2 separate regions of the Mus musculus genome follow, and region 2 is linked to region 1. The links are chromatin loops, found by intact Hi-C in ENCODE. Cell type or tissue: left cerebral cortex. All regions are shown on one strand. Each heading gives the region's core, and the rest is flanking DNA. Links, peaks and the distances in the headings are about the cores only.

Region 1 (2,824 bases), core at 287-2,786:
TATTCTGTGCAGCTTTATCATGTGTGTGTTGCTTTAATTAATGAGGCCAAAGTAGCTCTCAGTGCTGTGATTTCTGGGTCTCACGTAACCCAAATCATTTTGAAGACGAAAAGAGAACGTGGGCAGTCGTAAATCTAATCTTACTTTGTCAAACTTCCTTTCTCTCCAGTTGAACAGGTGATTAAGCCCAAGAAAAACAAGACAGAAGGAGAAAAGTCTACAGAAAAACCCAAAAGGAAGAAAAAGGGAGGCAAAAATGGAAAAGGCAGAAGGAATAAGAAGAAAAAGAATCCATGCACTGCCAAGTTTCAGAACTTTTGCATTCATGGCGAATGCAGATACATCGAGAACCTGGAGGTGGTGACATGCAAGTAGGTTTGTTTCCTACACAACACCTGAAATCCCCATCAATAGAAACTATTCACTTTTCCAGTGTGTAAACCAAGGATTTCATGAGCCAACATTATGTTTGTACAGGCAATTAAAATATAAGCATGTAAATCTAGAAAAAAGATTCTTAGCTTAAAGGCTGTAACAAATAGCTTTATGGCTACTGGTGCACAGTATCATTTTATTATAAATATTATATGTATGCAATGTATATATATATGTGCCTGTACATATATTTTAAGCCTTAAAAAAAACTTAAAGTATTTATCACACAACTTTTCATGTTGTTCTAATGTCCCCAAACCCTCTCAACGCACTAAAACTAAACTAAATGATAGAGGAATGTATTAGCTGTGACACCAGGAGTCAAAGTCATCGCTTGGTCCTAAAAGAACAAGAAGCATGAGTCACAGTGTCTTCTGGGAATATCCCACCCACACCCAAACTAATCACAACTTGTTCTTAAAGGCCTTTAGCTAGAATGTATTCTATGTTTCACGACTTTGCAGAATAGACAATGGCGTGACCTCTCTATGTTCACTTAAGTGACCGTATCATTAGGTAGTATGTTTGAGATGCAGAAAACCTTATCAACACCTGTATTTATGAAATATGATGTTGCAGTTGTCATCAAGATTACTTTGGTGAACGGTGTGGAGAAAAATCCATGAAGACTCACAGCGAGGATGACAAGGACCTATCCAAGATTGCAGTAGTAGCTGTCACTATCTTTGTCTCTGCCATCATCCTCGCAGCTATTGGCATCGGCATCGTTATCACAGTGCAGTAAGTACATCACAGCCTAAGACCTGAACTCTTGTCAGTATTCCTATCAGACTCTACTGTCATATTTTACATGAGTTTTTTTGTGGCAAGTGACCCCTGAGCAGAATAGAATCAAACCTTGCATTCCTTTGACTACCACTGAAATGATATACAAAGCCACCTTTCAGAATTAGGATGTCTTTAGCTTAAAAATTGATATTTTGATTACCATTTTTGATGATGGTGATTTCTGACACTCAGAAATGCCCTAGTATCATCTGTGTATATTTTTAAATGTAAGCATAAAGCTTGTGAGGAGCTAACTAGGGTCACACTAAGCTCACAGCACCAAATATACTTCTTTGGCATAAAAGGAAAACAAACAAATCTCGAAGGTCTTCAAAATGAGCAACCAAGGAAAGACCTGTGACTTCGCACAGTACAAGGCACCATTCTTGCTTGTAATTCCATGCCATGGTGCTCACTGGCTGACAGTTGGGACCTATTTTTGTCCTTATCGGATACCATAGTGTGGGAACATATTGAGAAACAAAGCGAAACATTTCCTCCCAATGGCATGGCGTAGGCAGCAATGACAACCTCTGTTACTGTGGTCCTCCCACAGCATCTTCCCTGCGCAATGGCAGATCTCACGCCTCGCTTCAGGACCAAAGAATGCCCACACTCCACTGTTCTAGGTCACAGGCACAGATGGGTACATGAGGATGGCATTGTCTGTCAGATAGAAGCCACTGGATAGGGGAAGCTGGAGGAGGGCCCACATGGTTCTGGGATGACTCACTGCTTCTAGGGCTTGGGAAAAGCAGTGGATTCATTATTCTAATTTTAGGTCTCGGTAAATTACTTTAACGACTGGATTGTGTACACGATCCATCACGGCTGTTCTTCAGGATACAGGAATTATCTCTTGCTATTGTTTATTGTTATCTTAAATTCAAATCAGAAGGTGATAAAATGGCACATAAGAGCTGTTTTGTTATGCACAAGACATTAGGTGTGCAGCTTAAATTTATTTTGCACACCTGGAATTTCTTCTAGAGCCTCAAGCCAGGTATACAAATACATTTAGGAAAGGCAAAAAGCCTCTATAAATTGTTCTTATTTGACATAGAAGAAATTGTGAACTAAAGGTGTTTTACAGTGATATAACTTGTGGCTTATTCAGCTTTTCATTCAGCTGATTCCCCTGGGAGGGTGTGGAATGACTCTTGGTTTATGTTGCCATCCCGTTTTCTTTGTGGCAGTGCTAGGAACTGAACTTCACACAGGTTGGTCAAGTACGCATCAGCTGAGCTACATCTTTAGCGGTTTTTTACTTTGGGGGACAGAATCCAAGTTGCCCAAGCTCTCCCTGAATGTTGATCTCCGTCTTGGCCTCTCAGTGATCTGGGATCCCAGCTCAATTCTCTCACTTTTAAGAAGTGATTACCTCACCCCCTGTTTTCTCTCAAATTTTTATTATATTCAAAATATGATCAACACTAATCTTAGGCCACAATTACTGGGTGTTTTTCATAATAGAAGTGAATATTATTCTTTAATATTAGCAAAGTTCTTTGGGATATAATGGCAATATGCGATGGATTCATGCAGGATTCACTGAAAGTGATATACAGCATCCCTAAAAATGTAAACTATGGGGTTTTTA
Region 2 (2,824 bases), core at 138-2,637, 82 kb before region 1:
AGCACTCTCCTTAGTTTCAGTGGGCAGAGTATTCTCTGCAGGCAAGCTCTCTTCTTGCAGGGCAGGTACCCAGATATCTGGTGTTCGAACCAGACTCCTGGTAGAAGTTTTGTTCCACTCACTAGAGGTCTTAGGATCCCGTGTGGAATCCTGTGTGGGCCCTTGCTGGTGTCAGGCGACTCCGCTGGCAAGGTATCCCGGGGCTCGAGTGGAGCGGAAGGGGCTTGTGCCCCAGATCAGGCCCGGGTAGCCTGCTTCCCTATGTACCACAGTCTCAGGTTCCGCGCGATTGGATTGGGGCAGACGCTGTGTTCCACTCACCAGAGGTCTTAGGATCCCGTGGGGAGTCCCGTGTGGGCCCTTGCGGGTGTTGGGCGAGACTCTGCTGGCAAGGTAGCCCGGGGCTCGGGTAGAGCGGAAGGGGCTTGTGCCCCAGATCAGGCCCCGGTAGCCTGCTTCCCTATGTACCGCAGTCTCAGGTTCCGCGAGATTGGATTGGGGCAGGCGCTGTGTTCCACTCACCAGAGGTCTTAGGATCCCGTGGGGAGTCCCGTGTGGGCCCTTGCGGGTGTTGGGCGAGACTCTGCTGGCAAGGTAGCCCGGGGCTTGGGTGGAGCGGAAGGGGCTTGTCGAAACAATTTCTTAAATCAAATGAAAATGAAATCAGAGCTATCAAAACCTATGCGATACAATGAAAGCAGTCGTAAAAGGGACACACACACACATGTGAGGTGTAATTTAAGATGAGAGTTAACATTGGTAGTTAAGATTAGAATAAAATAACTGCATTTATCAACAGCCATTTGATAGACAGTTTTGCCTTAATTCCCATTATCAAGGGAAATCACCACTATATATAATTCACCAAATTGCTCCCAACAGAACTACCTTGTGCATTTGTTATTAGCCAATAAATTTAGAGATCAGGGAAATATACAGACACATCTATGTGTATTTCTGAGAGTTCACTGACATTAGTACCTTAAGAGCACTATCACTCAAAGTGATCTAATTGACATTTACAAAATATATCTGTTAACTGCAGACATGTGTTTGAAATATTCATCAAAACAAAATCTAGGTGGGGAGAGTGATCACAATCTATTATGACTTTGGAGTACTTAAAATGGACATCAGATTAATCTTGAAATTAACAACAAAAAGATAACTGGGCAATCCTCAAATACTTTGCAATGAGCACATTTCCAAGTAACACGTGATTCAAGGAAGGCTTAAATGAAATCTTAAAATACATTTTAAATACATTTTAAGATTTCACTAAGTGAAATACAAATTTTATAGCAAATCTGTAGGATCCAGACAGTAGTTTGTTGAGGGGGGATGGGAACCTACTGACTTCATAGGGCTTACTTCAGGTTTCAATATCATCTCATATTTTCATGTTACAGACATCAAATGGGATTGGAATTTTTTCTGTGAATTACATATGCTCTCAGCTTCTAATTGCTGAATGACCAGTGGAAAGAGTGTCAATATTTTTTCTCATCTCTGGCTGCACAGCACTTTTTCAGAATGATTCATCTAGCCTATGACCATGGATCTAAACATTCTTTGGAATGCTATGGAGTCTTCAGTAGCACCATGTTTTGAGAAACATTTCTGGGCAGTGCTGATGGATGTTGAGAAGTAGTGTTAAGAGGATTGGTTAATGGGTCACTCTTCTCTTCTATTGGATCTAAATTTGCATCCCAAGTGTCTAACAAAACTGGTCCAGGAGCTAGTTGAGATAATGACCTTATGGCTAATGCATTAGGAATCACGACTGCAATAATTATTAACGTTCTCATGTCTGATCACCACCTGATATAGGACAGCCTTGTCCAAATGTAATTTCCGTCTCTTCCTATAATTTGTAGTTTGGAATTCAGCTTTGGCAATGCATAAATTCATCCAACAACTATGCATCAACTGCTTTCTATATATTAGACACCCAACTAGAGACAGCAGAATATCCAGACACCAATAAAGAATATTAAAGAAAATTAGAGTGCTGTGTAAATAGCTCACAGAGCTTAAATTCTGGACCTTCTATATACAAAACAAGTGCTCTATCACTGAGCTATCCCACAGCCCAGAAAAACAGCTTTAAAATCAGCATTAATATAAATAATAGCTGATAGTTAATGAACATTTTTAAAATGATAGACAAAGTTCTGGCACTTCTTTTATATTTTATTTATTTATCTATTTAATCATTCATTCATTCAATTTATTTATCTATTTTTGACAAATCTGACCCTCTATATGAGACATACTTCCCAAGCTGATGTAATTATTTAGTTGTAAGTCTATAGCAGATGTAGGAAGCTAAGAATTTGTCATTCTTGTCCATGTGCCATGCAAGCTTTCCTATAGAAATCAATAAATAATGAATTATGTGGATTTCAAAGTTGGAAGAAAAGTCACACAAACATGCAAAATTGGGGTTGGGGATTTAGCTCAGTGGTAGAGCACTTGCCTAGCAAGCACAAGGCCCTGGGTTTGGTCCTCAGCTCTGGAAAACAACAACAAAAAAAGACAAAGCTGCAAAATCAAGACTTCTAAAGGAGACAGTCTTAGCATATTTTAACTATTTTGAGGTTTCAGTAATATAAATACAGAGTGATAGTACATAGGAGGGAAAGAAAAACCAAAAATATAGAAGCCAATAAAGAAGGCAGTAGAGACATATTTTTGTTGTGATTAAGAAATCTTGTGATACTTTAAAACAAGATTTGTTTGGTTTGAATTGTTTTTGAGATAAATTTGTTTTCTAAAGAGAGAAAGAAAGAAGGGGCCTGGAGTTGAGTGGGTGGGGAGATTT

The links. Peaks named below come from ENCODE experiments on the same cell type or tissue, not always from the same donor. Only the 100,000 strongest peaks of a DNase experiment are listed, where the experiment ranks them.
Region 2: a loop joins it to region 1, with 4 times the contacts of the local background. A loop is called at or near these places in 1 of 42 quality-filtered maps.

Annotation. Positions count from the first base shown.
Region 1 is chr5:91,143,320-91,146,143 of GRCm38, forward strand. Areg (amphiregulin) reads left to right here. Exons shown (of 6, transcript NM_009704.4): 3 at 170-371; 4 at 1,015-1,176. Among named protein-coding and RNA genes, the nearest start is that of Areg, 5.1 kb to the left of the region's middle. In left cerebral cortex, for the core only: no CTCF peak of the experiment used is centred there; a DNase peak (open chromatin) is centred at 1,835.
Region 2 is chr5:91,061,281-91,064,104 of GRCm38, forward strand. The region is part of intron 2 of Gm19610 (a long non-coding RNA gene); the gene reads right to left. Among named protein-coding and RNA genes, the nearest start is that of Ereg, 12 kb to the right of the region's middle. In left cerebral cortex, for the core only: no CTCF peak of the experiment used is centred there; no DNase peak of the experiment used is centred there.